Linked DNA regions of Homo sapiens: region 1 is linked to region 2. Evidence: chromatin contacts called from ENCODE Hi-C or POLR2A ChIA-PET data. All regions are on one chromosome and are shown on one strand. The core of a region is the stretch at or near the end of the contact, and the rest is flanking DNA. Distances in the headings are between cores, read along the strand shown.

What was found. Hi-C counts contacts between places; a loop is a spot of excess contacts on that map. ChIA-PET counts read pairs that join two places held with the same protein, here RNA polymerase II (POLR2A). Pooled maps may share reads with other maps.
Region 1: a loop to region 2 is called in a pooled map, with 6 times the contacts of the local background. The contact joins the promoter of FTSJ1 here to the promoter of ARAF in region 2. A Hi-C loop is called at or near these places in 1 of 37 single-sample maps with no recorded cell type and 6 of 50 pooled maps. POLR2A ChIA-PET finds 5 or more read pairs at or near these places in 1 of 52 experiments (activated CD8-positive, alpha-beta memory T cell).

What each region holds. Positions count from the first base shown.
Region 1 is chrX:48,473,449-48,477,494 of GRCh38, reverse strand. It overlaps FTSJ1 (FtsJ RNA 2'-O-methyltransferase 1), which reads right to left and starts at 1,296. Exons shown (of 13, transcript NM_012280.4): 1 at 1,099-1,296. LOC124905185 (a long non-coding RNA gene) reads left to right here and starts at 1,152. Exons shown (of 2, transcript XR_007068226.1): 1 at 1,152-1,616; 2 at 2,307-3,267.
Region 2 is chrX:47,557,890-47,562,639 of GRCh38, reverse strand. ARAF (A-Raf proto-oncogene, serine/threonine kinase) reads right to left here and starts at 1,435. Exons shown (of 16, transcript NM_001654.5): 1 at 1,389-1,435. LOC124905184 (a long non-coding RNA gene) reads left to right here and starts at 1,201. Exons shown (of 2, transcript XR_007068225.1): 1 at 1,201-1,556; 2 at 4,093-4,750. RefSeq lists a silencer at 1,069-1,368.

The DNA.
Region 1 (4,046 bases), core at 47-2,546, 910 kb before region 2:
CTCCCTATATCTCTCTCGTTTCACCCCATTCGCCATTAATCCCTTAGATGATTAGGCCCCTTTATTACTACATCCTTATGAACCTCTAACAATGCCTGGAGAATCATGGTCTATTAGCTCCCCATTAAGCATTCAATTACTGATTTATCAGCCCCCATTAACTCAGTTTTCTCCAATAGACCCTTCATAGATCACAGCACTAGCCTCCTGCCCTGTAACTCTTTCATTAACAAACACGTTAACTGATCACACATCAGTTCCCCATTCTCCCCTCACTGTCCACCCTGCTCTCCATGGATCCATCACTGGATGATCACACTCCAACAGTTTACTATTCACCTACTATGTATCAACAGAAGTTAACCCCCCCAACCCTAGTTTACTATTGCCCTCTCTTTACTCACTCTGTCCCCTAATTCCTCGACGGTCATGCCACCATAGCCCAACTACTGACTCTGACTACAACACCATCAGCCTCTCATTATCTTTTCTTTCACCAAGGCCCCTTGATCATGACCTCCATCCATCTATTATTCCCCCCACAACCTCACCATCATCCTTGCCATTACGATGCCCCATCACTTTCCATTAACCCGTTGAATATCATACCTCCATCAATACCTGGGGGATCATTTTCCCATCCATCACTCGTTATATTCTAGTTGCTTACTCTGCCATCCCCTCATTAATCAATCAATGAACAACAGTTCGACTAAAATATTCTTATTAGCCCCCATTGATTCCCCAGTAACACCCCACCCTCACGCTCCACCCAACCTCCCAAAACAGCCTTCTGACCACACTCCCCGTCCCTCCTCATCAATACCTCAAAGATGATAGCTCCATCGGGACCACCGGGTACCCCTCCAGGCGGCTCCGACCGCTGCGTCCCATGTCCCCACCTCGAATCCACCCCGTCTACTGGTCCCCTTCTGCAGACAAACCTTGGGTCTAGAACCCACCCGGTGCCAGCCGCCCGAACCATACACAGCTACGGCGCCCAGGGCGGACCTCCCTCCTTTCCCCGCAGGCGGGACAGTGCAGGCGTGCCTCAATAGCCTCCGCCCGCATTCCTGTCCTCCGCGCCCCAGGGCCCACCTTAGTTTTCGGAGCAGGGTGGTCCGCGAGCAGCCTGTGCCTCGGCGAGAGCGCAAACGGGCGACAAGTCCTAGGGCTTCAGTTTGTGTTCGTAGTCCACCCGAATGCCCGGGGGGGCAAGCCTATGGGCTGTCGCAGCGTGGCAAACTCGGCATCGTGGATCGCCCAGGTTCCGGCGGGCCGGGACCTGATGTGAACGTACAACGTGAGCCCCGTCATCTATTGTCGACGTATCCGGGGCTCGCGAACTGCGTTTCCCGGCATGCAACGGGCACGGCCAAAGCGGCTGAATCCACGCACTGCGTGGCTGCAGCGACGCGACGCGCAAGTTGCCAGCGATTCTTTGTTCTTTTTCTTCCGAGGCCAAGATCGATTTGCTCCCCCGCCCCTCCCTTCTTGGACCGTGCTTGTTATTGAGCCTGTAAACTACATTTCCCAAGATGCCACGCGCAAGATGGCGCCCATTCATTTTTCGCGTGCCGGGAAGCGAAATTACCACTCGGGGCATAAACGTGACAGTAAGGAAAATGCGTTCTTGAAGTGCGCGAGCGCGCGGAGGCTGCTCGGCTGCAATTTCAGATCGCACTACAGCTAATGCATGGCGCTGCCTGAGTTTTACTGCCTCAGAACTTCAGTTTCCCTGTCTGGAAAGTGGGGATAATCAATAGTATAGACTTAACAGCATTATTGGGAGGGTTAAATAGGTGTAGCTTAGCCACTCTCTGGGCTTTTGTAATTCTGTGATCTTCAAATATTTTAAATTCCATCCCAGACACAAAAAAAGACTATACATCCTGACCCAGTGGACAAACGGAAAAATAATGAAAACGTTTATCATAGTGTTTACCATGTGCTAGGCTCTAAATGCCCTCAGTGGTGTGCTGGTAAATGGTTAACCACTGGCTGGGGCGGGGGTGGTGGCGGGGAGGGGTGGGGGGAAGGGAGGCTGGTTTCTAGCATTTACCAATTTCCATGGCTTAGGTACAATCTTCTTGTTAGATTTCAAGGTACCGACCTGTGGTCACTGAACAGGGAGTTTAAAAGAGATGCAGTAGTGCACTATCATGTATTATTTTTACCATACAGATAAAATGGGGGTAAATGACCTCAAGAGCATAGAGAATAGTGGAATGTGGTAAAATTAGGAAGTTACCAGTTTTGAGTAAGTTTATATCATTTCATTTTTAACCATAGCTGTTTAACTTTAGGGGGCTGAGGTGGAAGGATCGCTTGAGTCCAGGACTTCAAGACCAGCCTGGGCAATATGGTGAGATCCCCGTCTCTACAAATAATAAAAATAGCCGGGCGTGGTGGTGTGTGCGAGTAGTTCCAGCTACTTGGGAGGCTGAGGTGGGAGGATTGCATGAGCCTGGGAGGTCAAGGCTGCAGTGAGCCTTGATCTTGCCACTGCACTCCACTGTGGGTGACAGAGTGAGACCCTGTCTCAACAAACAAACAAAACCAGTTGTTAAACCAGCTGTTTAACAACCAGTTTGCAAAATTTCTGAAAATTGAACAGCTCCTCCCAACCTGTATAAGTTGGCTCCAGCATGTCCTTCCCTTTGTTCATTCATTTTAATCCTGGCAACATGCATATGAGTATTAGCCAGGGGCGGCGGCATGTGCCTTTAGTCCCAGCTACTCCAGAGGCTGAGGTGGGAGGATCCCTGGAGCCCAGGGGTTTGAATCTAGTCTGGGCAACATAGCGAGAACCCATGTCTCTTTAAAAAATAAAAGGGCTGGATGCAGTGGCTCACGCCTATAATCCCAGAACTTTGGGAGGGCGAGGCGGGGGGATCACTTGAGGTCAGGAGTTGGAGACCAGCCTGGCCAACATAGTGCAACCCCGTCTCTACTAAAAATACAAAAATTAGCTGGGCGTGGTGATGCGCACCTCTAGTCCCAGCTACTCAGGAGGCCAAGGTGGGAGGATCACTTGAACCTGGGAGGTGGAGGTTGCAGTGAGCCGACATCGTGCTACTGCACTCCAGCTTGGGCGACAGAGTGAGACCCTGTCTCAAGAAAAAAAAAAAAAACAGAATGATTGATTCCTTAGCACACGAGCTTCACCAGGCAGGGATTCCTGTTCTGTCATGTTCACTGCTGCCTCCCAGTGCCTGGAACAGGGGTGGCGCACAGTTGGTGTTCAATAAATGTTGGTTGAATTCATCCTTTTGTTGCTTCGTTCCTTAATTTTTTCCCCAGTGGTGCGTCCTGCATTTCTATGGAGCCCTGGGTGGAGGCGTAGAGACTCTGAGAACCAGGGAAGAAGCCAGAGCTTTGTCAGCAGAACTCAAGGGCATTGTGGGACTGTGGGAACATGACTCCCCTGCAGAGGCGAGCGAGTGTGAGAAAGGAAGGGTTCGAGCCACCAGGCCTCCGCTCCACAAGAGAGGAGGGGGTGCCAGGCATTGGGGGCCCATGTTCACCCTGTGGGACGCTTCCCACGTCCTGTTTTCTTGTCGCTCACGAAGAGGATGTTTAACTTTTAGCAAAGAAACTTGCTTCCTCCAGCAGGACCGGGGGTTTGGGGGACAGGAGCCAGGCTCTGAACTCTCCAGGCTCTTCCCGAAGTAGGGTGTCGGCCTGCAGCTCCCACCCGGCACCCCACTGAGTGTAAAGGTGTCCTTCCCTTGGCCTCCTGGAGGGGTCAAGGAAGGGGGAGCTGCCAGGCCAGCTCTTTCCCGGTGGGGGCATCTTAGCAGTGTGAGGGAACGAGGGGGGTGGCCCAGGGGCAGGGGACTAGGACTTTGCTGCCCAGGGGCTGCTTTGAGGAAAGGAAGTGACTGGAAAGAGTTACTCCGTGGGGAGCCTGCATGAAAGGACAGATTGGAATCCCATATGCAGCCCAGCAAGTGGGACTTTGCTTTCGCAGAGAAGAAATCATTAATTCCTCCCACAAATATGTATTGAGCAATAACTATGTGTAAAGCATTGTCTTAAGTGCT
Region 2 (4,750 bases), core at 186-2,685:
GCATACTGTCTTGGAGGGTAGAGGAGCACACAAGACTCTGTGCTGGGGACCAATGGGGAAGTCAGTACACACTGCACTGAGCCGTCAGGTACATAAGAAGCACGAACAGAATGTCCTGGGTTTTTTTTTTTTTTTTTTCTGTTTTTTTTTTTTTCTGACAGAGTTTCGCTCTTGTTGCCCAGGCTGGAGTGCAATGGCATGGTCTCAGCTCACTGCAACCTCCACCTCCCAAGTTGAAGCCATTCTCCCGCCTCAGCCTCCTGAGTAGCTGGAACTACAGGCGTGTGCCACCACGCCCGGCTAATTTTTTGTATTTTTAGTAGAGACGGGGTTTCACCATGTTGGCCAGGCTGGTCTCGAACTCCTGACCTCAGATGATCCACCCGCCTCAGCCTCCCAAAGTGTCCTGGTTTTTTAACAGAGAACGGGGGAAATGCCAGTTACTGTGGTGAGGGAGGAGTCGCAGGCACGGTGATGGGAAAGAGAGGATTATCAGATACTGCCCTTAGTTTGGGGAAGATGGAGGTTGCACCAAACATGTCCTTAAAGGGCACTGTGGACATCCCTAAGCCCTGGGGTGTAATGTTGATGTTAGGACCACAGACACCGTTGTTAGGTGGCTAATGGAAGTCCCAAGCCTCTATGATGAGGAATTCATGGGGGGGGGGGGTCACTACATACTATGCGGAAGGGAGATGTAACAGGCGTCACTAGGGACTGTAATGGGGAGAAGGGTGGAAATGGAAATGACCAGACATTGAGCCGAACTGGGGAGGTAATGGTGGACCACCAGACATTGTCATAGCAAAAGGAGAAGGAAGGTATGGTGTTGCGGGGAGAAAAATGGAGGTAAAGAGGGAGCTCCAAAATTCTCCTTGACAACCTGTGAGGGGTCACAGGCATATTACTGGTCTAAACTGAATGAGGGATCATGGAAGGCGGTTACAGAGGCGAGAATCCTGACATTCTCCCGGCGGGGGCGGTCAGACACTGATCCAGAATAAGGAAACCGGGGAGTGAACCGCGTTTCCACACACTCCCCGCAGTTGGTAAGGAAAGGTCATTGGACACCTTAGCGGGGGTTAAGACGGAATCCCGGCACCACTCGGTCGGGTCCCGCCTACCAAAGGGCTTCCGGCTCTGCGCAGGCGCACCACCACTAGCAGCGGGCGAAACCATCACCCGCAGCCTTGCCCGCCTATTCCTGTTACCCACCCCACCCCCGCTGTCGACGATGGTCTCGCCCCGGGTCAAACCACTCCTCCGGTTCCGGGCAGGGAACGCCGGGGCCCAGGCGCAGCCATCCTGGAGCTGAGCTTTCGGTCCGGGCTCCCTGCCCGTGCCCGGCAGCCGCTCCAGAAACCGAGCCCTCCCGGGCCCGCCCTCACCTGTCACGCCGCTACAGCCGCCGCCGTCTCCATCTTGGGCCTCTCTTCTTGTTTCCTCACAGAGTCCGCCTCCGTCGCCTCTCGGACTCTCGTTATTGGCTCTGCGGGACTCAGCCTTCCACCCTTATTGGGTCAGGGTCACGTCTGTCAAGGCAAGACCAACGGAATGTGAGTCGTGTTCCGGATTAGGAGGGGCCGCCTGAAACGTCAAGATCTGGGGCAAGCGCTCGTCCTGACTCGCGCAGGCGCAGTTGAGGCAAGACCTGCGTGCCTAGGGCTTTAACCCCAACAGTGGCATAGACGTATAAAGCAGAACACAGGTCATTTGGGGCTGACCTTAGGGCTTTGGCATCTGGGCGGAGAAATCCTTAAGTACCCTTTTTGGGCCAGTGCCCTAAGCACCCTTTTATGATTTTCCCGTGTCTCAGTTTTTACCATCTTTGAAATGGGTTGGAATCAGAACCAATGATCGGCGATGTTCACCAGCTCTAGGAGACTGTAGTTCATAGCCTTTGAGGACAGCGGGTCTCTGGTGTGGCGGGGGCTGGGGGACTGGGCCTAGGAGGGGCGGCCTGCTGTCTGGGAGGCTTCCTTTAGGAATGGGGTTGATTAGGACTATGAAAAACTAGTCACAGGTGGCCAGGTGAAGAGGGAAGTGCGGACCTGGAAGGGAGCACGATGCCAGTCAATGTGTGGAGGTATTGTGGGGTAAACACAAATTTTTAAAGATCGAATTTTCCCTGGTGTCAAAAGAGAAAGACGTCTCTCTTAGAGCATTTCCTTTAGAAAACTTGTAACTGTAAAATTTTCTCTGTCCCTTTGAGATGTATGTAAGTCCTTTTAAAAGCTAAATCTCTTGCCAGTTTTACATCCCCGGAATGTTTTTCTTAAGAGCCTTGTAGCCATCTCTTTGAAATGTAAACATCAATGAAAATAGCACCCCTGTCTTTCCCTGTCTTCGTGGGAATTTGATCTGCGTGCCTGGCTTCAAGTTATTACCTGCTTGTCATAGAGATATGAGTTTTCGTTTTCCTTTGGATAAAGGCAATTAACTAACACAGATAGCCACCCTAATTACCAGGTGAATTTGGGATGAAGTATGTGTACCAAATGGTGCCGTCAAGTTTCTTGAGCACAAGTTATTGTTTGAGAATATGTTTGTAATGGGCTGTATCTGCCTGCTACATAAACGGATGAGATTTCTTTCTGTCTTTGAAACCTCTTTAGCAGATTGTTTGTGATGTGCATCACAGTCTGGTGTAATGCTTATTCAGTTATAAAACTTTCCATTCCTGCCGGGTGCGGTGACTGATGCCTGTAATCCCAGCACTTTGGGAGGCCAAGGCGGGCGGATCACTTGAGGCCAGGAGTTCGAGACCAGCCTGGCCAACATGGCAAAACCCCGTCTTTACTAAAAATGCAAAAAAAAAAAGTCAGCTGGGCGCGGTGGCGCGCGCCTGTAATCCCAGCTACCTAGAATGCTGAGGCAGGAGAATCACTTGAACCCAGGAGACAGAGATTGCAGTGAGCTGAGATCACGCCACTTGCCACTTGCACTCCAGCCTGGGTGACAGAGTGACCCTGTCTCAATAAAACAAAAAACAAAAAAAAACTTTTCATTCTTGTCTACTTTGTGGAGAGGATTCATTGGGTTGGCACGAGATTCTCTTTTTAATTATTTCCCCAACACCATGAATGGCCTGTTGTGTTTCAAGTGACTGCATTCTCCTGTTTGGAGATTTAGCATCCTTTGGCAATGTAATGGGAAAGATCAGAGGAAGGTCATAGGTGAGGGGGGGCCTCAACATATTTCAATCTGTATTTATCACATGGCTTTCTCTGTCTATAAGAAGGAAGACAGAAGTTCTGCCTACTGGCCTCCCATATAATTTCCATTTCCCAACTCCCCTTTTCTTTTCTTTTCTTTTCTTTCTTTTTTTTTTTTTTTTTTTTTTTTGAGACAGAGCCTTGCTCTGTCACCCAGGCTGGAGTACAGTGGCAAGATCTTGGCTCACTGCAACCTCCGCCTCCTGGGTTCAAGTGATTCTCCTGCCTCAGCCTCCTGAGTAGCTGGGACTACAGGCGCCCACGACCATGCCTGGCTAATTTTTATATTTTTAGTAGAGACGGGATTTCACTATGTTGGCCAGGCTGCTCTGAAACTCCTGACCTCAAGTGATCTGCCCACCTCGGCCTCCCAAAGTGCTGGGATTACAGGCTTGAGCCACCACACCTGGCCCCAACTCCACTTTTCTATTCGGATCTTCACCATTTAATGGCTAAAAAAATTTTTTTTTTTTTTTTAGAGACAGGATCTCACTATGTTGCCCAGGCTGGTGTCGAGCTCCTGGCCTCGTTCTCCCAACACTCTAGGATTACAGGCATGAGCCACCATGCCCAACTCCAATGGATAAAATTAAAAAGACTGACAATACTATGTATTGATGATAATGTAGAGCAATTGGAACTTTCATACATTGCTATTGGGAGTGTAAAGTGGCACAAGCACTTTAGAAACAGTTTGGCAGTTTCATATAAAATTAAACATAGACCTGCCATGCAATCAATCCAGCAATCTCACTCCTAGGTATTTACTCTAGAGAAATGAAAACACATGTCCAATGGTGTGCTGGTAAATGTTTGACAACCAACGCTCCAGGAAGAAAACAGCTCTAATTTGTACTGTCCCCATGGCTTATTTCAGGCTACCAATATGACAGTCGCTGAACCAGATTTAAAAGAGATGCACAAAATCCGCTCTGGTGAGCCAGCTACAACATGCTACTATTACAATATGTCTGCACAAAAACTTGTATGCAAATGTTCAGATTAGCTTTTTCTTAATAGCAAAAAACTGGAAACAGCCCAGGTGTCCAGAAACAGAACTGACAAAAAAATACAACAATGGGATTATGGAATACTACTCAGCAATGAAAGGGAATAAATTACTGACATATAGGAAGAGCATAGATGAATCTCGTAGACATGGGGCAAAATGAAAAAAGCCAGACACAAAAGAGAAATACTGTATTCCACCCATATGAAATCTAAACCAGGCAAAACTAATCTATAGTGAAGGAAATCACATTAGATGTTGTTTTGAGGGAGAATGACTGAGAAGTGCATTAAAGAACTTTTGCAGGTGATTGGAATGTTCTGTATGCATTTGTCAGAACTCATTGAACTCTATTTTTATTATTATCTTTTTTTATTTTTGAGACAGAGTCTGGCTCTGTCACCCAGACTGGAGTGCAGTGGCACGGTCATGGCTCACTGCGCCTTGACCTCCTGGGCTTAAGTAATTCTCCCACCTCGGCCTCCCAAGTAGCTGGGATTACAGGCATGCACCACCACACTCAGCT